3 separate regions of the Mus musculus genome follow, and all the other regions are linked to region 1. Evidence: chromatin loops called from intact Hi-C (ENCODE). Cell type or tissue: left cerebral cortex. All regions are shown on one strand.

The links. Hi-C counts contacts between places; a loop is a spot of excess contacts. Peaks named below come from ENCODE experiments on the same cell type or tissue, not always from the same donor. Only the 100,000 strongest peaks of a DNase experiment are listed, where the experiment ranks them.
Region 2: a loop joins it to region 1, with 2.9 times the contacts of the local background. A loop is called at or near these places in 15 of 42 quality-filtered maps.
Region 3: a loop joins it to region 1, with 2.2 times the contacts of the local background. A loop is called at or near these places in 10 of 42 quality-filtered maps.

Annotation. Positions count from the first base shown.
Region 1 is chr2:102,681,735-102,689,734 of GRCm38, forward strand. The region is part of intron 1 of Slc1a2 (solute carrier family 1 (glial high affinity glutamate transporter), member 2); the gene reads left to right. It overlaps LOC115489466 (a long non-coding RNA gene), which reads left to right. Exons shown (of 2, transcript XR_003953884.1): 2 at 1-872. Among named protein-coding and RNA genes, the nearest start is that of Slc1a2, 27 kb to the left of the region's middle. In left cerebral cortex, CTCF peaks have their summits at 624 (motif pointing right) and 4,033; DNase peaks (open chromatin) are centred at 609, 3,999, 4,487 and 6,916; H3K27ac peaks cover 3,132 bases.
Region 2 is chr2:103,059,490-103,067,489 of GRCm38, forward strand. The region is part of intron 1 of Pdhx (pyruvate dehydrogenase complex, component X); the gene reads right to left. Among named protein-coding and RNA genes, the nearest start is that of Pdhx, 10 kb to the right of the region's middle. In left cerebral cortex, a CTCF peak has its summit at 3,632 (motif pointing left); a DNase peak (open chromatin) is centred at 3,627.
Region 3 is chr2:103,050,141-103,058,140 of GRCm38, forward strand. All of the region lies in intron 2 of Pdhx (pyruvate dehydrogenase complex, component X), which reads right to left. Among named protein-coding and RNA genes, the nearest start is that of Pdhx, 19 kb to the right of the region's middle. In left cerebral cortex, no CTCF peak of the experiment used is centred here; no DNase peak of the experiment used is centred here.

The DNA.
Region 1 (8,000 bases):
TGCAGGCTCCTCATATAAGGTTACTATACATTAGGAGTAATGGCGGCTGCCTTGGGGCATGAAATACTAGCTACCTGTCATTTTGACCTGTGCTGGAACACAAAAGTGCTTAGAAAAGGTGGCTGATTTAACTTATCGCTTATTACTGCTTAAACCCAATGATGCTTCTATTGTCCCAAAACACGCACAATTGAGCCCTCCAGAAGTAAACAGCTTTCAACCCTTGTCAATGATATATTTATTACCCTCTCCCTCCAAGCAAATATGTGTGCACCTCACTGATTCTGAATCTTCTCGAGAAGGAGGTTCTGCAGACGCCAAGGCTGTCCCGACACTGAAGGGACCAGGGGAGCCCCTCAGTAGGCTTTCCCAAGACCCTCTGCTCTCTTGGGGAAAAAGTGAGTGTGAGAACATTGGGCCCTTTCTGTGAGCCGCCAAAGGACAGGACATGGGCTTTTCAGATGTCGTATCTGGCAAGAAGAAATATGAACAACAAACTCAAGAAGGCTTTAACTGCTCCTTGGCACTGGGAACCTAGTTTGTTCCACGGGGCTGCCCACAGGGCCTGCTCTCCTGAGATGCGCAGAATCCTGCTTCTTCTGCCTGTGCCTGGGACTTCCACTGCCCTGACACCGGGGGGCGCTGCAGACTCTCTTTTGCTCAGAGCTGGCTAGCTAACCTCTGCAACTGACCCTCAACCCATCACAGTTTTACTTTTATACTAGCCTGAAGTCATGTCATGTGTCTTCCTATAGAAGTCAGTGGGAGCCTGGCAATGGACTCAACACCTCCCCCTACCCCCAGACTCTCTTCACAGAGCTCTTTCCAACCAGGAACAGAAAAATTATACAAGCAAATGACTTTTCACAATAGAAAAAAATTAAAGTAGATGTAAGCAAAAATAATCCTATTCACCCTTTGAGAACTGTGTTTAATGTGTACATGTATAGGTACACACACACACACACACACACACACACACACACAGGGTTATGAGTAATTGTTACTTGATAAGATATTGTTATCTTATCAAGTCTCTCTTTTTAAAACAGCCCAGAAAACCTTTCCCATACACTGTTTCCAAAGTCACTTTGAATAATTGAGATATCTGAGATTGAAGCCCTAAGATTTGAGGGTTGAATACAGAAACCAAGACCTCTCAAGGAAAATCCTTGATGTGACTCTGGACGGGTGTAGACATCTTCTACTTTGACCAAGGAGGGTGAAAGAGGGAGAGAATGTGCTCCAAAGGGCAGCATTTACTGGCATGCTGAGGAGAAGGCATGCTGAAGTTTTACCTGAAGTGGAAGAACAATTTACGCCCTTCAGTTCTCTGGAAGATCTGATTCTCTTTTAGGGGAATCCACACCTGTCCCCCTTTCTTTCTGGGGTAGCTGGTGCTTATGTGGGTGGTAGTTAGAGGCATGCACTTTTTTTGCACCAATATCTAGATAGGGTGAGTGAGTAGAGTTTTGGGAAAGTGTGCTTGAGGTAGAAATGGTGTCTCAGGCCTTGCTGAGACTGACTAATGTTTTATTTGTGTATGTAACCCAGTAACCGTGTGTGTCTATGTGTGTGTCTGTGTATGTACCTGAACATGTATGTGTTGAACAGATGTTCATGTATGTATTGAACACATGTTCATGTATGTATTGAAACAGACTCTGATTCTGTTTTCTGGTGACCAGATGAGTAATCTCAGATAAGTTGATTTCTGGGAACTTCATTTACATAAACAGTTGACAGGCCATATTGGACCATGGTAGGCTGATGCTGTGGATACAACTGGATCTAACCTTGCTAAGTAAAGGAATTCAGTCTCAGAAAGACAGATAGAGTATTTGTTCTCAAGTGTAGTGTCCAGATTTTATATAGAGACATCTTTGTATGCATAACATAAAAGTGGAAATAAAACTACCTCAGGGAATAAAGGAATGTAACAGGAGGTGGGGGTGAGAAGGGGGAGAGAGGTGCTATGAAGGGAATCTACCAAACAATAAAATAGACTTGCATGAAATGTCATTATGTAATCCAGTACTGTGTACACAGAATATAAAACTGACAATTAAAAACATCATTTCTTTCTCATAGATATACAGTTGGGTCACATGCATAATATTGATTTTTCTCATAACCATAGTAGTAAAGATAAAAGAAAGAAGAGATGAATTTAGTTCCGAGAGTGTATTTTGTCTACCTCAGGGCATTTTTATTTGCTTTATCTCCGGGGGACGTATATGTATGTGTACGAGTGCTTGCTTGTGTGTCGGCACATGTCTGTGCAGCTGTGTATGCCCATGTGGAGAGGCTTGAGGCTCTTCCTCTACTCCATCTTATATATCGAGGCAGGGTCTCTCTCTGAACACAGAGCTTGCTGTCTTGGACAGTCTGGCCAGCCTGAATGCCCCCCCCCCCAGGTGGTTCCTTGTCTCTCCCTCCGGAGCTGGGATTACAGAATGGCTACCACACTCTCCTGGCTTTTCTGTGGATTCTAGGGATCCACAGGCTGGTCCCCGTGCTTGCTCAGTGAGTGCTCTACCCACCATGATGGACGCCTCCCCAGCCCCTGACCTATTTTTGGTATTATTTTCAAAATCTTCTGTGTGCTTTCAACCTCTAGCATGTTTCCTCTCCTTACACAGTGTTTGAGAGCATGCTCCAGCTAGTGCGTCTCAAAGTGCAGGTCCCCAGACTGTGGAAGAGAGTGGTGCTAGGATGGATCTCCTTGCAAAAGCAAGAACAAAACAAAACCGTTAACAAACTATCAGAGTACAGTTGTTCCTCAGATTGAGGGTGAGGGAAGAGCCCTTTATTAGAGTATGTTCTTCTGATTGCTCTGTATTGTTGTAGTTATTGCTGTGGATCTTATAGTGTGCATTACTGAGAAATTAAATTTTATCAGTGATATGCTGTACAGACAGTATATCTAAACAGGCAGCATGCGCTTTTGGATGAGGGAAAAGGAAGCACCAGTGTACCCCATATGTGGAAAGGGAGGGGCTGCTTCCTTCACATCCAAGGGTACATGTACGTGTGTGTGTGTGTGTGTGTGTGTGTGTGTGTGTGTTGTGTGTGTGTGTGTGTGCTCGAGTGTGTGCTCGAGGTCACAGTAAGAAAGAGATCACATGTTTTCCTCCTGGTGGCAAAAGTGTGAAATTCCTTAAGAAGTTATTTCTGTGTTGTTTACTGAGTTTTAAGAGAGGCTCAGTTGCTCTCTCCCCCCAACCCCATACTCCAGGCTCTGCTGGGGTAGGGGCAGTGTTACCCACTGTCCAAATGAATGTGTATAACTAAACCAGTTACCGAGTGTCACAGTGGCCATTTAAAAATACAAATCAACATCTCAAGCTGTGAATGTCACTCTTGACAGAACACAAACTGACACCTGGAGTGCTGAAGGCAGCCGGAATAGCCCCTTCCTATACACTTCACTGTCCTCCTAGACACCCTAATGGAAAACTGAGTCAACCAGTGACTTAGGTTCATGAGCCTAAAGGTGTGGCCTGAAAGATTTGATCCTAGGGAACCAAGGCTGTAGAGATCCTGATTTCTGAGCATCTTGGGAGCATCACGTGCTGAGAAACATGTGGAGCGTCAGGCATGTCCTGTGCTGGGAAACACAGTCCCTATCCTGTCAGCTCACCACGAAGAAGGCATCTGTCTTCCTATGGGGGGAGGCCAGCGGGACCCAGAATGGTGCAAAGAAGAGCCTCTAATGTCATCTTGTAGTTCCATAAACAATAAGGTCAGAAATGGCTAGAACACAGGCAGTTCAGGTCCCAGCACCCCCTCAGGAGGGTCCCAGCCTCCTGCCCCAGGACTTACGATGCCTCTGGCTCCCACGGACATCGACACCCATGTGCACACACCCACACAAAGACACACACGACACACAAGCACTTATAGAACTGGAAATAAATATTAAGTAAATGAAGGAAAACATTACGCATGCTTTATATGTGATTTCTTTATATGGTTAAAGTTTCATAAAAAACATAGCTAATTTCATCCAGTAATAGGATGCATTTCTGTTACTTCCTTTTCCTTCCAGAAGGGTGCAGTGTGAAGCTGAGAAAGACACTTGCCTTCCCTGTTATAATGTCCTGCCCTTTAGTAGTTCCTAGACTACAGTTTAAAGATATATCTTCTCCATCTATCACTATCACACTCACTCACACACATGCACAGTCTCTTCAGGAACTCAACATTCATGAAAAAAAAAAAAAAGAATCCCAGATGCTCTACATAGTTGTTTTAAAGCAAGCAAACAGCTCTTCTTGCTGTTGTTACCATGGCAGCCAAACACTCTCCTGTCAATCATCCTAAAGTGAATTATTAATGAGCTTTGTCCAGCACACAGTTAATAAGCACACTTGGTGTTTTCAGGAGGAGGTAAAATGTCGTTACTGTGCTGAGCAGTGCTCCTTGCTGTTCCGTCTTATGGGGAACGGGTCTGCAGGGACCAGCCGTTCACCTTGGCTCCTCTTCGCTGGCTAAGGGCCTTGTTCCCCTGGCATTTAGGAGTTGCATAAAAGGTAGGTCTGAATCATGATTTCAGAAGTAGGTCGTTTAAACCGGCCCCCTGCATACTGCTGGCTGCTTTTCGATGTCCCTCTGACGATTTGACTCACCCCTGCTTAGATAACCCTCTCCCACAGATTAAGGCCATCATCTCCAGTAATTGGCTGACCAGGAACAAGTTCATGTTCTAATTCTGAAAGACGATAGAAGAGGAAAGCCACTGTGTTTGTGTGGCAGATTGAGTAATAAATTCCTGCCCCTCGTTTCTATTTAACAATAAAAGAGATTGAAGTTTAGTAAGGGTTTAAGTTTCCCAGACAAGAGAATTTTACTACAATTTACGTAAGCATTCCAAGCCTCAGTTTTCACATGTATAAGATGGGTTTAAGTTAAAACATTTATTAGTGGCAAGGAACTTGAAGGATCACACCCATAAGTCCCTCCGTGTGCCAGCAATCGCTATTCAGATGATTTCCCCCTCATACTCCTCTGGCATTGGGCTCATGAAATCTCTTAGGATGTATCTGTCTTTTGAGGTAAGGCTTTGACACAGAGTCTCTGTGTATCCAGGCTGGCTTGTAACTCCCTACGTAGCCCAGGCTGGCTGTGGACTCATGGCAATCCTACTTCAGGAACGTTTGTGCAGAGATTACAGGCATAAGCCCCCATTCCCAGCTTCTGTTGACATTCAAAATATAGAGTACAACTTTGGTTTCATTTCATGTGTGTGTTTGTGTGTGTGTGTGTATAGGCAGGTGTAAGTACATGGGTGTGCATGTGTATTTGGAGGGCATAGGCCCATATCAGATATCTTTCTCAACTCTTTTCTGCCCTGTTTTGTTTGTTTTTGGAAGCAGTGTCTCTCACTGAGCCTGTAGTTCACCCTTGGGGTCAGCTGTCTTTGCTCCCTCGAGTCTGTTTCTTTATATCATTTTTTTACTGTGTGCTGGGCATCACAGTCAGGTGTTCATCAGAGATACACAGAAAGTGCTTTAGATACGGACCCAGCTCCTCATCCCACAGCTTCCATTTTTAAAAATAAATATTAAATTTTCTTCTCCATTCTTGCAAAAGAGCATGCTTGAAGCCATCAACAGCTTTTGCTTGTCTTTTCATGGATAATTTCTTCAAAGTTGAATTCTGGTTTGTACTGAACTTCATTGGTAAAAATGTCTGAAGGTATCTAGAATAAATATCTAGTTTAAAAAGCAAAATCTATTATTTCACAGAATGAGTCTATGCTAATATATGCACATTTTTATCTATTTAGCTTTTTTTTTATGTGCATTGGTATTTCCCCTGCTTTTATGTCTATGTGAGAGTGTCAGATCTTGGAGTTACAAATAGTTGTGAGCTGCCACATGGGTGTTGGGATTTGAACCCGGGTCCTTTGCAAGAACAGTCAGTGCCCCCAACCACTGAGCCATCTCTCTAACCCCTAATAGAAAAGGCATGTTTTTTCTTTCCTTATTTCGGATGCAGCATGAGAGTGAAGGATGAGAGATGAGACAGCAGCCTTAGACTGAAGGCCCTCTATTGAAGAAGCAAACCTTGTTGTCAGAAAGAATTAAAAAAAGGAAAACGCTTGTGAGCTAGAGCAAATAAAATTGTTATTTTAAGGCTTAAGTGTGTTCCTTGCTTTTTATTGCTTTTTAAAAATATTATGCTAAGACCAGTTCCACATAGAGATTTAACCACAGAGCCTGCAGGCTCAAGATTTTAAAAATCCTTGAGTATGGTGGTGCAAAGCTGTGATCCCATCACTTGTGGGGTGGAGGCAGGAGGATCACAAGTTCATGGTCGTCTTCAGCCACTTAGTGAGTCTGAGGTCAGCCTGCTGTTACAGGCTTGCCCTCCCAGGGATTCAGAAGCCAAAGCAAGGAGATAGAAAATTCAAAGTCTGCTATGGCAGCAGAGTGAGTTTAGGACCAACCCAGGCCACGTGTGGACCCCATGTTGAAAGAGAAAACTATAAAAAGAGGCTTGTGGCTAATTCTTAGGAGAACATTTGTCTGCTCTGTACTGAGGAATTGCCGGGTAATCTAGGAAACTCCAGAAAAAGAAGACACAGCTTTGAAGAACAACTGTGGGGAAAAGAAAGCGGCACAGGACTTGGCTGCCCTGGCTTCCTGGGGACCTGGTATTCTGACCGTAGTGGGTCATAGACCTGCTGCTCAGGATCCTCTCTGCAGAATCGTCTGCCCAAGGGAGAGCAGGCAGCAGAGCAGTGCAGGGCACGTTTGCTTTAGAGCTGGATGCCCAGGAGCTGGGAACTTGGGCACATGGCTCAACCTCTCAACCTTTCTGAGCCTCCGTTTGGCCAATTGGAAGAGGCAAACAATGAGTTTTTTCCTTGCAGGGAGAACTCATGTGACACGAGCCTGTCGTGATAGGGAATCTGAGCACCTGCTGTCTTCATTCTGCGTTCTGGAAAAGCTGCCCATTTTCTTAACTTGGCAGGGAGACTGACTGGTATTAGAAAGACTCTCAATTTTGAAAGGAAGGAGGGGATTTGCATTTCATTTTCTCCCTCTCTCCCTGTGGGGTCCCTATGGGTCATGTTGTTCAAATGGAGTAGGAGCTTACCATGACCTTACCATGGGTGAATCATCAGCACCACCCCGCTTGGCCTTATTTTTGCATAAACTACATATTTCTGAAATCTCTACGCTAATGCCTCCAACCTAGCAGATAACTGCCGCCTGTGGTATGGGGAAAACCATTGACTGGAACTTTAAAACGGTCAACTCCTCATTCTTAAGACCACCACCATCATCACCACCAACCGCCTCCTCTTCTCTAGTCTTCTAGTGGGAGAGTGAACCTTAATTGTCTAAAATCATCTTAAGTTCCCAATGACTGTAAGTCTCTGTATAGCTAGCTGTCCAGTGGGACAAACATACAAGGGTCCAAACTTCTATGATGGAGACTTGGAAATGAGGGTGCTGATAAATGTCCCACCCTGGCATGTAGGTAGGCATCTCCAGCCAGCTGACAAGTGTTTTCAATGGCTTGATGAGCTGATATCCTTAATCTACAGGCCAGAAAGCAGAAGCCCTCTGAGACTCTTTTAGGATTCTTGGATCCAATGTGTGCTTGCTGGTTTGATTTAAGGCAATGTGTTGTGCAGATGTCCTGTAAGTGGGTCCTTTTTATCCAGGAGGGTGGAGGCACATTTACATTATCTATACATTCCTTCTCAGAGCCTCTTGGAACTCAAGGATGAGATCAGACCAGGTTGGCTATTTTCCATGTCCCCTGTGACATCCAAGCTCATCCTAAATTTGGCACATGAATGACTTTCTTCTACTTTGCAGTTCAAATATCTATAAAATTATGGTATCATCAAAAATACATTCCCAGCTCTAACTGTTAATTAGAACCCAACCACAGATGCAAATCACATTTAACAAGACAGATTCTGTTATCATTCTGTTTCATGTCCTTGAATCCCATGAGATAGCTTATGCTTAGCAATA
Region 2 (8,000 bases), 380 kb after region 1:
TTCAGTCCTTTCAAGTATACAATAGTCACAGGAAAACTCTCTGCTCTTCACTTCTCTCTGAAAGACCAGAAATAGCACTTATACAATGTCTTCATTTCTTTAAAAAATAATTTTTTTGTTAGTGGAAAATGTGTGTCTTCTCAGGTCTTCCATGGTCTGGGTGCTAATCAATTTCCTTCCAAAGGAAGGTCTGCAGGTCCAATTCTTTCTGTTCCAATCACTAAGGTTCTGTAGGATTGAGGCAGCAATTCACACACAACCTCTCACCCACAACCAAAAGGACCAAAGTCTAATAAATACAGGGCTGGATTGAGAAGTCCACCCACAGATGTCCATGGATATTAAGGCATTCCCCATTCCAATCAAGCCATCAGTGTTTAGACTCTACCTACTCATTTGATCTCTAGTCACCTGACTTTCAGTTGGCATCAGTCTTAAAAAGCTAGAAAAGTAGAATGGCCACTTGTAATGGCTCAACAATGAGAGTCTAAACTACATGTCCTAGTATAGCATTCACATTTTCAATCAAAAGACTGTAGTTCAGACCTCCTGCCTAACTTAAGGCTAGCTTCTACTATGCTATGGTACTTTGTGTCTCTGTGTACCTTAATGTCCATTAAATGCAACTCATCAATTAATTACTGGTTACTGGTAGCCTAGGGATCAACCACAACAAACCAGACGGATCAACCACAGATGTATCAACTCCACATGAATATATTTTATAAGTCTAACAAAATACCTAATATACCTTTACCTCGGGTATATAGAACTGCAGCATTAAGAAAGCACTTTTACAAATGATGATGAGTGTTTCAAATGCACTAGAGAGCAGTTAATCTCAAGCTATCTCAAGAGAACAGATATAAATATGTGCTGGAGAGCTAGTGAGCTAGCTTAGTACGTCACTTGCTGCTCTTCCAGAGGACCAGGGTTTGAGTCCCAAACTCACATGATATCTTATAACAATGTGTAACTCTAGTTCCAGAATATTGAGGAGCTCTTCTGGCCTCTGAGGTACAAGCATAAATGTGGTACACAGACATACATGCAGTTAGAACTTCTATACATTCAAAATAAAGTAAATAATTTTAATTTTAAAAATGAGGGGAAAACAGATTCAATGGGTCTCCTAACTCCTAAGTTATCAGCAAAGAGGCTGGAGAACAGAGGCATTCCGCTCGTGTCTACTCTGGCTTTCATTAACTATCACCAATAATCTCATTTAATTCCAAACTGAAGTCTAGTTAAAATAAACTACAACTACAAAACAGCTCTAAAAGTGTTTTTCTTAGTCAAACTAATCTTTGTGCACTAAAAGAATTAGGATTCTAGATAGGTAGAAATGATGCAAAGGTCTTTGTACCACCTCAATACACTGTTATCTATGAGGAGACCATCAAAGTCTTAATTAAATCAAGTGGACGTAGGGGAGCCTACTTAGAGCAAACACACATACACATGGTACAATTCCAAACTGCAATGATTGGACTCTTGTAGTTATGAAAATTTTCGGCACGTGTTCAGAAGTTAATACACGACACACATTTTCAAGTAATAAAATGAGCTTTTAAATCTCGGATTGTGATGGAGCTGATTACTGCTTTTCATGGCTTACTAAACAAATGAAGACAACTGCTAAGGAATGCTTATCAAGTGCAACTCTCAACAGTTATTTTTTAAACTCATAGAGACAAATGTGTTTAGGACGGCAACAAACTCTTACTCCTAAACAGATAAGAAGCCAGCCTCAATCTAAAAGCTCAGCTTTTTAAAAAGTCTCAATATGTTGCTGTTATTAAAAAGCTCAAGCCTTGCATTATGAGAAAGAACATGTCATGACCACACATATGTTAATCTACCACATAGAATTGCACTTCAGAGAGGTGAAATAAAAGGACACAGTGCTCCCACAATCCCATCTCCATTTGTGACAAATATTAAATCAGTTCTCTCAAATAGACTCTCCTGTATTTTTACATTTGGCTCAGATGCCATTGTATGATTCATATTATCAATCTCCTGTGATAATCTCTCCACCAAGAGACCTTCACATTTGCATTACTCCTGACATTAAAGACTGTATTATGAAATGTCTGCATTTAGGAAGCATTATTTTCCAAAGTACAACATCAAGACCTCCAAAATTTTTATTTTAAACGTAAAACAAATCGTAACCACTCTTCACACCCTTTACTGGAATTGCTTCCCTGAATGATGACAATAAAATCTAAAAACCCTGCAGTAGATCACTGTCCTTACTCTCCATGAAGGTGACAAAACCCAAACAAAGATATGCTGGACGTTGCCATTATTCAGTGCTGTCTCTTGACTGAGTGTGCTGCCTTATTACAGAGAGTAAGATGTGCCATACATACATTCTGATCACACCACAGGCTTCCTGCCAGAAATGCCATTTCAAACCATGAGCTTATTAACAAGAGTACAGTTTCGTCCTAATAGATCCTCTGTAGACGGGAACATTATACACTTCTTTCCCAAATGTATTTTTTTTCTTGATAGAGAAAGTATATGATCATAAACGAGGCTTTAGGTATCAGGCCTACACATAGCTACTACCTGCTCTTTGTGGCTGTACGAGGCTCCCTGGAATGGGATTAAGCCTTTCCGGGTGATTTAGATAGTATTTACAGAGCCCCTCTTCATGCCAGCGAGAAGTACATGCCACACTCCTGTCCCACTGAGAAGGCTGGGATGTGCACCAACTACTTCCTACTAATATCCACTTCCTAACTGTGAGCAGACGAAATATGCTCAACTGGTTATACGAGTTTACATAAAATAACACCTGACCATATTTGATATTTTGTAGTGATTCACTGCTTGTTCATTTTTGTAAAGCAGCTAAGATTATTTCAAACTGGTTGGCAAGTGAGCCAATATACAGAAATTATAAAACATTAAAAATATTAAGATGACTATGGTGTTGTGCTTTTAGTATTTTATTTTGAAACATTAACTTTTAAGAGTAAATGTCTCACAAGCCATTACAACTGTTTTACTGTCTGTCTCATAAGAACACCACAATAAATGACATTGGAACGTTGTTGCTTGATATATAATATGCGCTGTATGAACAATTTATCACTAAACTCGAGTGATTTTTCAGTTCTTTTAGATCTATTCTGTCAATTTTCCTACAGTAAAATTCTGACTTTAATTTTAAATGTGGCACAATAATCTGAATCTAATTTATTTTCTCTAACGTATGTTTTTATCCTGTCAACAAAACTCATATTTCAGCAAAAGCAATTACATTACAGATTTAAGTTCTTAACATATACAAGCATTCTAAAAGGTCACTGGATCAACAGAGAAATTAATATAAACAAACTCTTAAAATACAAATGCAGAACAAATTGCTTCCTGGTATTAGTATGAAGTAGACCTAAGCTCATTACAATATCAAAAGTAATTAAGGACATACAGTAGAGCCAAGTGGCACACTCTACCCCATTTACTGAACTGTAACCTAAGCACACAAAAACCATGAAATGAACAGGCCAAGACAAAAGAAAATTGCCCAGTACTCTCAGCTCCAAAGCCGGAACTCACTGATAAAATGCATCTTTAAAATTGCTATACAAATAAAGCAATCCTGCCATCTGCAGGCTGAATGGACTACAGCAGAACAAAGGGCAGGTGACTTAAAGCCAGCACAGGCCACAGAACAGCAAGACTGCAGCGGCGAATAGAGGTTATTTCAGAGTCTCTTTAAAATAAACCACTGCTTGCAGGCTGTCTTTGCACCATGCTACTTTGCTGTGGTGCTAGGAGAATTACTGAGAGGTCACAGGGAGGCTAACAAGCATTCCAAAGACAGTACATGATTTCCAGTTGCTACCTACCCTACTGTTTGCATATAAGCAAAGAGTGAAACAACACACCTAAAACGACAACCGCTATTCAACTCTAGTAAGTTTTGGAATAAAATTATGAAATTTCACTCCCTGCCACAAAACTTATCTAACACTGAGGGGAAACCAGCCTTGAATTTTCATTTTGAAAAAAGAAATCAATCAGAAAGTGGAGAGCAATAGTACACAACTTTGGAAGTAGAAAAGTAACAGTTACCCAAAAATAAACTAAAAAGACCCTAGCTGCATCTTAAGTCGAAAGACTGAGGTGAACAAAGCAGAGGTGGGTGACTAGGTGTCTCAGCCCCATGCTAGGTACCAACCAACCCCATCCCATAAAACAGCATACAGGACTCTGTTCTCTAAAGAAAACTTAGAACTTAGGTTCAACCTACTCATCTTGGGATATACAGAAATGAAAAACTGAAGTCAACTGAAACATTAGTTGATGTGAGTAAAAAAGTTGTGGAGTAAAAAAGTTGTACAGGACAGCAATTCCTGCAGGAAATGAAAAGCAAGGGTAATAAGCTTTTAAAATATGGGATGCCTCTGAGGTACACAGTATACATTTAGTACAAGCAGTGTCTGTGAAATAAACAAGTATACACAATAAATGCACCAAGTACTGAAAGACGAGAACTCTAGTGACCAGAACTCACCCCCAGACAATGTCTAAGATGCAAGCAAGAGGGTTGGCTAATTAATGCCAGAAGGAAGCTGAGAGTCAAAACCCTTGGCTTTTAAAGAAGATGACTGGAGAAGGGGAAGGCATGGGGAGAGATCTACTATAGGGTTATTAGCCTCTATGGTTATTTTGCCATATGCCATGTGTGTGTGTGTTACCGTAGTAAATGAAATATTTTCTTATTTAACAAGTATACACATATTGATAAGATATTTAGTTCTTAAAAGCATCAAGACTGGAGAGCAGCACTAAACTACCTGGGTCCAATTACAGCTCCACTGTCTGTAAGATGCTTTATCATTCTGTACGTCAGCTTCCTCTTCTGTACAACCACGATGCACATTTTCATAAAGAAATGAATGATAGATACAAAGTCATTACGATGGGCTCTGGAGAGGACTAAGTCCCCACTACTTATTATTGGCAGGCAGCATATTTTTGATTGGCACTTAGAAGATGGATTCCGGGGTATCTACATAGTTGCTTATGTGCACTGAAATACTCTATAGTATTCTAGAACATCACAATCCTTCCTGGAGTAATGAGAGACGGAGTCACAGGTGGCTTTCACCTTCCCAGCCTAAATTCTCCCCTCCTCCAGCCATAATCACTCAGCTAAGCTACATTAACTCCTGTATTTGCTCTATTTCATCTCTATGCTAACTGTTTCTCTTATTAAAATCACTGACAAATGTTTTATCTTCAATGTTACCACAGCTAAAAGCTAAATTTGCAGTTTGACAAATACCCATGGAGTAGTCTGTTTTGCCAGCCTATGCCTAGGCAAAATCAGAATTTTGACCTCAATGAGATTATATATATATATAAGATGGAAATATTTTCAGAATATTCCAAGGGAATACTTTAAAAATTTGTTCTCCAGTAAATTGGAAAACTTTAAAGAAATTGATAGATTTCTGGACTCAGCCAAACCACCAAAATTCAAGTGAGGAAATTGAGATGATGGAGATGATGATGATAAGAAGAAGCAAGCTAGGGCCACATGAATTCACAGCAGAATTCTACTAGCCACTCAAAGGTCTGCAGCCAGTTCTTCTTAACTATTTAAAAAGACAGCAACAGAAGGAGCACTCTCAAACTCTTGTAAAGTCAGGTGGTTCTAATATCAAAACCTGATAAAGACACAGCAACAAAAAGAAAACTCTAAACCAATATCCCTGATAAAGAGATTAAAAATGTTTGATAACATACTTTCAAACAGAAAGCAGACATACATTCACTATAATCAAGTTGGCTTTATCTCTGAAATGCTGGAAAGTCTCAATATATGCAAGTCAATAAATGTATAAACCACATAAATGGGCTTAATAGACACAGACAAATCCTTTGACAATAGCCAACATGCCTTCATAATAAAATTATTAAGAGAATTAAGACTAGAGGGAATATATCGCAACATAACAAAAGCTATATATGAGAAACCCATAGCCAACATCATCATAAATGGAAAAAAGTTTGAAGCAATTCTACTTAAGTCACGAGTGAGTCGGGGATGTCGCTCTCCCCACTTCTTTTAAGTAATATACTTGAAGTGGTAGCTGGGACAATAAGGCAAAACAAGGAAATGAAAGAAATAGAAATAGGGAAGGATGAAGTCAAACCATCCCTACCTGCAGAGGTCATGATACTATACATTAGAGATCCCCAAACTTCTACCAGAAAACTTCTAAAATGATAAACCCAGCAATGTGACAGGATACAGAATCAGCTTGCACAAAGCCATAGCTTTGCTATATGCCACCAACAAACACAAAGAAAAAGATTGACACATTCCCAGTCACAATAGCATCAAAGAAAATAAGATAGAAATAAACCTAACCAAGCAGATAAGGACCTCGAGAGTGAAAACTCTAAACCACTAAGAGAGAGAGAGAGAGAGAGAGAGAGAGAGAGAGAGAGAGAGAGAGAGAGAGAGAGAGAGAGAGAGAGAAAGAAAGACACTAGAAAATGAAAAGACAGCCCACTCATGGATTGGCAGAATTAATATTGTGAAATGACCATTTTACCACAAGCTATTTACAGATTCAATACGACATCAATCAAATCTCCATCTCATTTTTCAGTTATAGAAAAACTATCCTAAAATTCATATGGAACTACAAAAGACCCCAGAAAGACAAAAATAATTCTGAACAAAAAGAGCAACGTATTTCAGAGACATAGTAATAAAAACAATATACAAAAGGCACACAGGCTAATGGTGAAGACTCACACACAAACACATGTAACTCCAGACAATTAATATCTGACAAGGATGCCAAAAACCTAAGCTGGAGAAAAGAAAGCATCTTCAACAAGTGGTGCCGGGAAGAACAGATGGCCATAGGAAATTAGACCCATATCTAACACCCTGCACAAAAACTAACTCCAAATGGAAATGTGAAACCTGAAACACTAAAGCTGCTGAAAGAAAACATAGGTAGTGTCCTACGTGATACAGGCATAGGAAAGGCTTCCTGACAGGAGTCCATTTGCCTAGGATTTAAAGCTAACAATTGACAAATGGGAACGCAGAAAACTTAAAAACAGAAGAAGCGGTCATCAAGTGAAGAGGAAGCCCAGAGAATGGGAAAGAATCTCTGCTAGCTGTTTCTCTAACAGAGGATTAGTATTTTCATAGAAGATAGATGTGCTTATTTTAACATAAACATTAAATCCTGACGGACTACCTGAAGGACATCTTTAGTTCAAGGTCAGCCTGGCTGTATTGTCTACAGATACAATCATCAGGAGTTACACTTGACTTCTCTAGTGTAGACACTGTTTGAATTATTCTACTCTTTAGCACGGAAACTTTTATATTATGTCATACAGTGGTTAAGACTCTGGCAAGCCTTAGCTTACTGGGGATTCCCTGAGTGAACTACATGGAGCCAGAATCGATGCAAAAAACCAAGAGGAATTTATTGTTCCAGTGCACTGGGGTTGTCCCAGACCCGAAGAAGAGGCAGTGACCCCAGCAGTCCGTTCTGCCAGTTTTTATATGGTTTCCAGGGGAAGACTAGAGCATCAGCAAGTAGACACAACATGACTGGCAGAACAATGCACCCTTTAAACTAATTGGTCTTTAGGGAATGAGGTAGTAGGGGCTTACTCAGCCTCTCCCTTCTGGCCTACATGCTCTCTAACCTGTCTCTTCCAGAAAAGGGGTAGGGGGAGTCTGGTGGAATTTTCTAGCAGCTGAGCTGACCTCTTCAGTTACTAGTTCAAATATTTAAATGATGGAAGAAATAACGTCTAACAGCTAAAGGGAAGAAGTCAGTGGTGTGGGGCTGTCGTCTATTTGTCTCTCTCCACACTACACTGAGTGGGTTCCATCAACTGAGCTCAGCCTATGGGCAGAACAGTGAGGACACTGAAGGGAGGGAGAGAAGAGTGAAGTCAGGGTTTCATCCCCAGCTCCCTGCGGGATCACC
Region 3 (8,000 bases), 370 kb after region 1:
TGTACCAGAATGAACAACCAGGTGATTTTTCCTCAGTCACAGGAGCTCAGGACTACTAATATTAATATTTTAATGAAGTAAATTTAGCTTTTAGACGGTATTTATCACACATCTAAAAGGTACCTACCTCCTTTGTCTCCAACAGGATGTTCTGACCAACAAGTAATTTATTGACAACCATGTTGTGCACTAAGGATGTAGTCGTGGGAAACATGACCGGGTTTGTCTGTTTCAATTTCTGACTCAAGGAACTCCCTACATCCCTAGTAAAGTCAGCAGGGTCAGCAGTCAGCATGCTCTGGGAATATCCAGGAGGCCTCTAACTCATCTAGAAGGAAAGAGAAGCTCCCTAGGATAAGAGGACAGCTCCCCAACCCCGAGAAGACGAGTGGGCAGTGCGCCAGCCACGCAAGAAGGTGCACAGCCAGAGAGCCCTGAGACCACAGAGCAGGGGAAGCCATGGAGACCAGGCTGCAGAGAGGCACGAACAGCAGGAGAGCTGTTGCTCCAGCCTGCCCTCCTTGTGCATCTTCCTCAGATGCTTCAGGAGAGGCCCATTTCCAGCAGAACCCCCCACCCAATGCTCCAGCTGGAGGAATGGGAGAACTTACTAGATTAGGCGACTTTTCAAATACTTCTTAGACGCACAGACAATAAACTCTGGTCATACAGAAAAAAATACTGTGGTATTATTTTTCACACACATTTAAATTTCAACTACTTTTTAAGAAACATGTACAAACTTACTTCGGTCATGTAAGTTTCTGAGTTACTCAACTGACACACTTCTGTTTCCTCTGCTAACTTGGAAAAAGAACCCCAAAGTACACCAGGAAATGCTTTGCTGCTACTGCTGCTCGCTCCTACTTACTAGTCACAATCTCCTTCATAATACGAGAACTTAATTTGTGTCTTCTACCATTACCCAAGTTTCAGCCAGTGCTCCCCACTTAACTTTAGATGGAAATGCTTTGAGGGGCAGAGACTTCAGAAATCCTTAGTTCTTCATAAGGAAACATAAAACTGTCCTTTCCATTTACTTGGTTCCAGCATTTGATTTGCAGCACATTTGTAACGTCTGGAAAAGACATTCTTTTTCTTTCTAAAGCCACATCTCTCTCTATTCGCATAAAGACTGTGTCAGCAATATGAGCATGCTCAGGGAGCCAGGGCACGTGAACAGAGCAGGACACAGAAAAACCAGTCACTTGTTGAACCAGAGTTTAAAACAGAATTATTCCATGAGGAAGCACTGTCTGTAACGATCAGGAGACTGAGGCTGACCAGTCATCACTGGCAGTGCACCCAGGACATTTGAGACTGTAAGGACTCCCAAAATCCGAACCCATGGCTCCAATACAGATTAGCACTGAGCTACTTGGCAGAGTAGCAATGAGAAGCCTCTGCCAATCCCAGACACAAATGATCTCCACAAAGTCATTTATCCTTCCAGTTTTCAGAAAGACTTAAATGTGCAGCTATATAAAAAAAAGGACCTATACGTTTTATGTTTACATAAAAATAAAGTGGCAGATATATGCCTACTTCCCTCCTCTGCACTCTGTCATGTAAACAGATCACTCTGCAAACTTTCAGGTACAAGGCACACACGTAAGAACGGAAGGCACTATGAACGCCTACCCTACAACACAAGGTTCAGCTCTGCCCAGCAGTCTATGTTCTAGTGGGTCGTTCTTAGCTGAGGATCACCGTGGGTCCTCAGCATCACGTGGCTGGCTGCAGAAGATGGCAGCTCCTCTGCTACCTGCACCATTTTCTCCTGGTCCATGTCAGTGTTGGAGGTGGTGCAGGCCTGGAACAAGAGTGTGAGCCCAAGGAGGAACCAGAGCAGAGGCCGTTGCCCAGCGCCGAAGCCAGCACCATCATCCTGGTCCTTTGTCCAGATAAGCAGCTGACACAACTGAGGATGAGCCCCACAGAGGCTTCCCCCATCTCCGACATGTCTCAAACACAGTCAGCCGCAATGTGTTAAATGCAACCAACTGCCTCTTACACAACAATTTTATTCTACTGAACGAGACCAGACATGTTTCAAAGATGTGTGTAGAGAATGGCCAGCTGTTATCTGTTCAGCGAGTGGTCAGATCTGTATGAAGAATACGGAAAATGTGCCTGTCATTGCTACAGGGAGTCATGGCAGCCATAAAAGAAGCCAGGCAGAAAAGCCTGTTTTCCCCTGTTCTAGAAGAAATGTTGAGAAACACTAGGTAGGACCATCAGGTTGGCGAGAGCGGATGCTGAGAAGGGAGTGGCCACCTCAGACAGCGGGTGTCTCTGGCGTGAGAGAAATGCTCTACAACTGAACTGAGGTGGCGGTCACGTCAGAGTGTACTGAAAATCACTGACTGTTACAGTATGCAAATTATCACCTCGATAAAACTGTCAAAATAGTCCTGTACTGAACAAACTGTGAAGTTTACTTTTCAAATGTTTCCACTTTAGCATCACAGACACATGGCCAAACACAACAGAAGCCAGGGCCTCTGTGACAGCTGACTCCACTCTGATGACTCCAGAGGCACCCCAGGGGCACCTACTCACACTGCATGCAACGCCCTTCAGAATGACATGACACTAGTTACAGATCGTCAAACATCTTACATCAAAGTGGTGTGACACACTCATGGTTCTCAGTCACGTGAGGCAAGGCAAGGCACAAGGGCAGACTCTCAGCAGTCACATTTCCCACTCACTGCCTGCTCCATCCCTGCCCTGCCAGCCTGCGCACCATCATCTCAGTCTGCTTTTGTTCCACAGAGAACAGACTTTTACACAGTGAGAAACTCGAATCTTCTAAAATACACTTGACTTTTGGTTGAGAAATAACAAACTATGTTCACTTTAAGTGGGAAACACTGAAATATACCCCCAAATAGGAAACTTTCAGTAAGGGGGGAATTACAGCTCAACTCATCTTTCAAGAGAATGGATATGTGGATACAGCTTAGAGTTTTCAAAGCACCTTCTCTAATTTTTTGGTGTTTTATTCAACTCTTAGACTGAAATAAAATATAATATTGAATACAAAGCTACTATTCTGACTCATTCAAAAGACAGAGATAACTTATATGTTATTATCTTACTTTTCTGTAACTTAGAAAATGAAATGAAGATGTGTCCTGCTAGAATTCTAAAGCCAAGACTTAGTTTCACTCAGTCAGCTCATTCCCAGGGTGGGCAGCCCAGTGGACAGACGTGGTGAATCTTGCGGTAGGATTCGCTGTACTCTGACCATCTTAGCTTCGAACACACAACAAACATGTACTCGCAGGACTGTCTGACGTGGCTGTAATTACAAAGCCTCGGATTCTTAGGAGCCCTTAAAGCTTATGAAGATTGCACTTTTTAAAATAATTTTCAATGGCTGAGAAAATTCTGCGTTTCTAAGTAATATGATCCATGGGAGTCTATTTTAGCCTTTTCTCTTCATGACTTAGAGCTTTGGCTATTTCCATATTCATTACAGCAGGATGTTGGCACCCCTAAATAATGACTTGAAAAGATTAAGTTCCATCAACTTTGTGAAATTATTTTAAACGATGTCAGAAGCTATGCAGAGCTAGTCCTTAAAGTGCTTCTTCGGTGAAGCACTGGCTTTGGTTTATATGCCTCCCAGAGTCCTAGAAAGCACTGTCAACTGTTTCTTTGAATATGTTGTCTTCCCTCCTCTCCTCAGTCTTATTGGCTATGTCTCATTTTATTCTTCTCAGTCCCAACTTCTTTTTCTAACCTCCCACTGCTTTACCTTCCTATGTGGCCTGAAAACGCTCATCCTGCAGTTCACAAATCTGTGGTGTGGGTTTTTTGGGGATGGGGGGTGCAATGTGGTTCTGCATCCCCTGCTTCCTTCCTTTAGGGTGTCCTGATGCCCCGGCACACCAGGGGGATGGAAGGATTTGTGGGCAGGGGTTGGGGGAATTTAGTGCTACAGTTCTTTACACAACGGCCTTCTCCCATGATCTTCAATGAAACAGCTCTTAGAGGATCTCAGCTTGTACACAAACCTTTATTCAGGGTGGGCTTGATTGCATGCAGTCTATTCCAGGTGAACCCCAGGTATATAGGGACTTTGGAGAGTGGGAAAGAGTTTTCAGGGTAAATGAAAATCATTGGCTGGAGTTTAAAGTTCGTGAATGCCTTATTTGTATAAAGAGACATTCTAAGAATCATAGGTACTTGCTGGGCGGATCCTTATCAGGAAAAGAGGAAATGTACAGGTCTGCCAAGGACTAGTCAGCTAGTCGTCTGTGCCCTACACGCTTCATATGCTATCTGGTGAACACTAGATTGCACCATTTAACAGTAGTGTTTGCTTTAAAGACACCTGTGCTAACTGCATCAATCACATGGGGGTACCATCCAAGTCCTGGCCAGAGCTAGTCCCATGCTCCTCCTTCTGTTCTTTCTTAAACCCTTGCTTGATCCGCCCCCAAGACAAACACCAGGGAGCAGGGACCTGCTGGCCTACAACTTCTCAGTATATCTAGTGATCTGAATACAGGCTAAAGATCTGTCCTCTTTCCTTCAAAGTTAAACACTTTGGAGCATGAATAAAGAGGATGAAAGTATAGTTAGAGATGTGTAATAAGATGCTGGCCAGTGGACAATATCTGGAGGGGACAGACGTGGTGAATCTTGCGGTAGGATATCTTAGTACCAATGGAACAGTGACCAAAAGATGGAAAAAAGAAACGGAAAGCAGATCCCAGAGGGCCGTTCCCACCTTCCTTTACACTGCTGTTACAGCTTTTCCTTCTCTGACACAGAACCACAACACACTCACCTCTTTGGCCTGGATTTTCAGGTTGTTTTTTTTTTTTTTTTTTTTTTTTTTCTAAACCCTTTTCATACTAGACCCTTGTGGTCCGGTGAAACGGCTGCTGTACACAGTTGACAAGCACAACTTTACAGACAGGTTTGTACCAAGTATTTTTAATCACTTAAAAGCACCAACAGTCAAATTCATCTGGTGATTTGGAAAAACTAAAGAATGATTTCTTAGTTTGGAGTATACTGCAAAGGTACTAAGAACAACTTCTAAAGTATGTTTGTGTATACATACATATATGTATGTGTGTGTGTGTGTGTATAACAAAATTTCAAACACACACAGAAGAGGCAAGGAAAGTTAATGAAGTCATAGCATCAAGAGACTCATAGCCAGTCTTGTTGCATCTATTCCTGTCCTTAACCTCAGAGCTCCCACCAGTGTTACATCAAACCCAGTCACAGACATAGCATGATGCCAAGTCCTAGCTCTTGAAGATAACTGCAGCATCACTAAACTTCTAAAAAAAATGGTCCCTTCAGAGCATTAAAATTCTAGTCACTTTCAAAACTTGTCTTCTGTTTGCTTGGCTCATAGTCAATGTAAAGTCTACACACCAGCTTTAGTCTCAAGTCAGTTATAGTCTGCGTGCCACTCTCGAAATTATGTGTTCTAGAAGCTGGCCTGTAGCATTCCCTAGTCTGTGGCTTGATGACTATTCCTCATGCATCCTGAAACAGGTTCCACTTCTTGCTGATATCCAGGAACATGGCAGGCTTAAATGAAGTACATTCAGTTTCTTTTCTGGTAGGACTACTTCACCACAGGTGAGGTATATTAACACCAAGAAGCACAGACCGCCTGACTGCCGTTCTTACCATGATGCTAGCAGCCGGACAATCGCTAGCTACAGCTCTTACTTTATAACAGACTGTACAACAGTGATACACTGGCATTAGAATGACTTCTACGCAACAGCTGAGGTATGCTGACAAGGAGACATTTCTTCTCGTTGATTATTTGATTACCGTCAGCTACAGTTTGGAGGAAAGATGGGGAGAAGTAGCTGAGTCTTTCCATCTATTACTAGTTTCAAAATGAGGTCATTTCCTAGTTCATTTCCTCTCAAGTTTTTCAACCACTATTTGTTTTCAGTACTGAGAACTCAGGGTTCAAACACACTCTGTGTATACTCGAACACCAGTCATTGTCCTTACTGATCCTTAAACAGCCCTACCTTTGGCTCCTGGTCTATAAAATTCCCTCTTAAGTTTTGGATCATGTCCTTGCTTTCTGAACTAACAGGATATTCTAGATACACAGGCATAGTTCCTGCTCTAGCAGTAGCCAATCTCCAGAGTTCCACTCACTTCAGTGGGAGCTGGGACTTAAGAGACTGGAGTGTGGATGCTTTATGGCGGGTTGGTCTTTGTTTCTACACCTTTCCAGGAAAAACCTTGACAATTATTGTCACGGGGTCTTTATTTACTCTCTGCTACTATTCATCTGTTTTGTCTGTGACCCACACCAAAGTCCAGGCTACCCCGATCCATCCACCTCCATTCCTTTGATGTAGTCTATAAAATACATATATGAGCCAGACATTAACACTACCAATCCAACCATCATAATGTAGTCACGCATCCTAACAGCTCACGACTGTTTTTGGAGCTCCTTCAGCTAGACTCTATTAGGCATTTATAAGCAAATATATTGACATTTAAAATAGCTTTACCAGCAACTAGATATATGTTCACCTATTTCAATTTGACTCAACATTAGGGCACTTTCACATTTTAAATTTGTTTTAAGATCACTCAAAATATGTATTTGTCCTATGTCAAAGAGAAAAATAAATCTATATTCAGAGACATCCACCCTTTCTGTCTCCCCATTCTGTCCTCTCCATTACAACCACTGCCATTTTTAAGCTTTTCTCTTATCCCTTTCTGGGTGCTGATTCCATGGTCTTTCACCTGCTAAGCAAGTGCTCTCCCACTGACTCTACCTACAGCCCTTGGCTACTGAGGCCTGGGCCTCTTTACTCTACCATTGTCTCTACCCTGCTATTTTTCACTGAACATCTCTCCACATTAACAGGAGATACTGCTCACTTCTTTATAGTTACAGACGTTTTAAAAGTTAACCAACAGCACCCAGCTCATGCTGACCAGCATCTGGGCTGCCTCCATTTTCTGCTAAACAGGCAATAAACAGCCTCACAAGTGGTGCTTTCTGTCTTATTTTTACCAGTGTATCACTGGGACATTTAGACTACTTTGCACTCTGAGTCTTTGAGAGCACTCACTTCCACCACTCCATCCATTAGTCAACTGGTCAAACGTCTACATTTCTGTCCATGATATTGAAACACAATGTTTTATATAAATAGTACTTGTTTGCTAGTGTTTTTTAGATTAAATATCTTTTCCCTCTATATTGAAGAGTCATTCCGAATCTTTTTTCCGTAACTTACCTGTCATATATTGATTTTTTTAGGAATAATCAGTCATGCTTTATGGTACATGCTACAAATACTGTTTTTTTCAGTTTATCACTAGATTCTTTTTATTTGGCTTGCCATCTTTTCTGTTATATAAATTTATTACTATCGTTATTACTTTGTCTTATGTGTACGTGTTTGACATGTACATATGCACGTATACAGCGTGTGTGCCTAGTGCCCATGGTGGCCAGGAGAAAGTGCTAGATCCCCAGAACTGCAGTTACTGGCAGTTGTGAGCTACCATCTGGGTACTGGGACTCAAACCCGGATCTCCTGGAAGAGTCAGTACGCTTAACTGCTGAGCAGTTTCTCAAGCTCTACGAAAACTTTTTCATCAAATTTAACACTTACTGCCTTCTTGACTATAGATTCTGAGAGGCAGAGAATTCATTACACTGTCAGCTATATAAGAATCTATCAAGCTTTTTCCTAGTACTTGTGACAAATGTTTTTATTTTTATACAGTATCTGACTTATTGATAATTTAGTCTTGGCACAACACAAACAATGAATATAATACTGTGTGTTTTCACACTTAAAACATCCATGAGTATTTACTGCTCCATTTTCTATTCAGTTCCACCAGTCTGTGTTTTGAAGCACCTACCGCAGATTTAACTGTAGAGGCTTAGGGCCCAGTAAGTAGCAAGCCAGTCCTCCGCTGTTGCTGTTGTTTCTTTTTTAAGAGTGCCCCTTATATTCTTT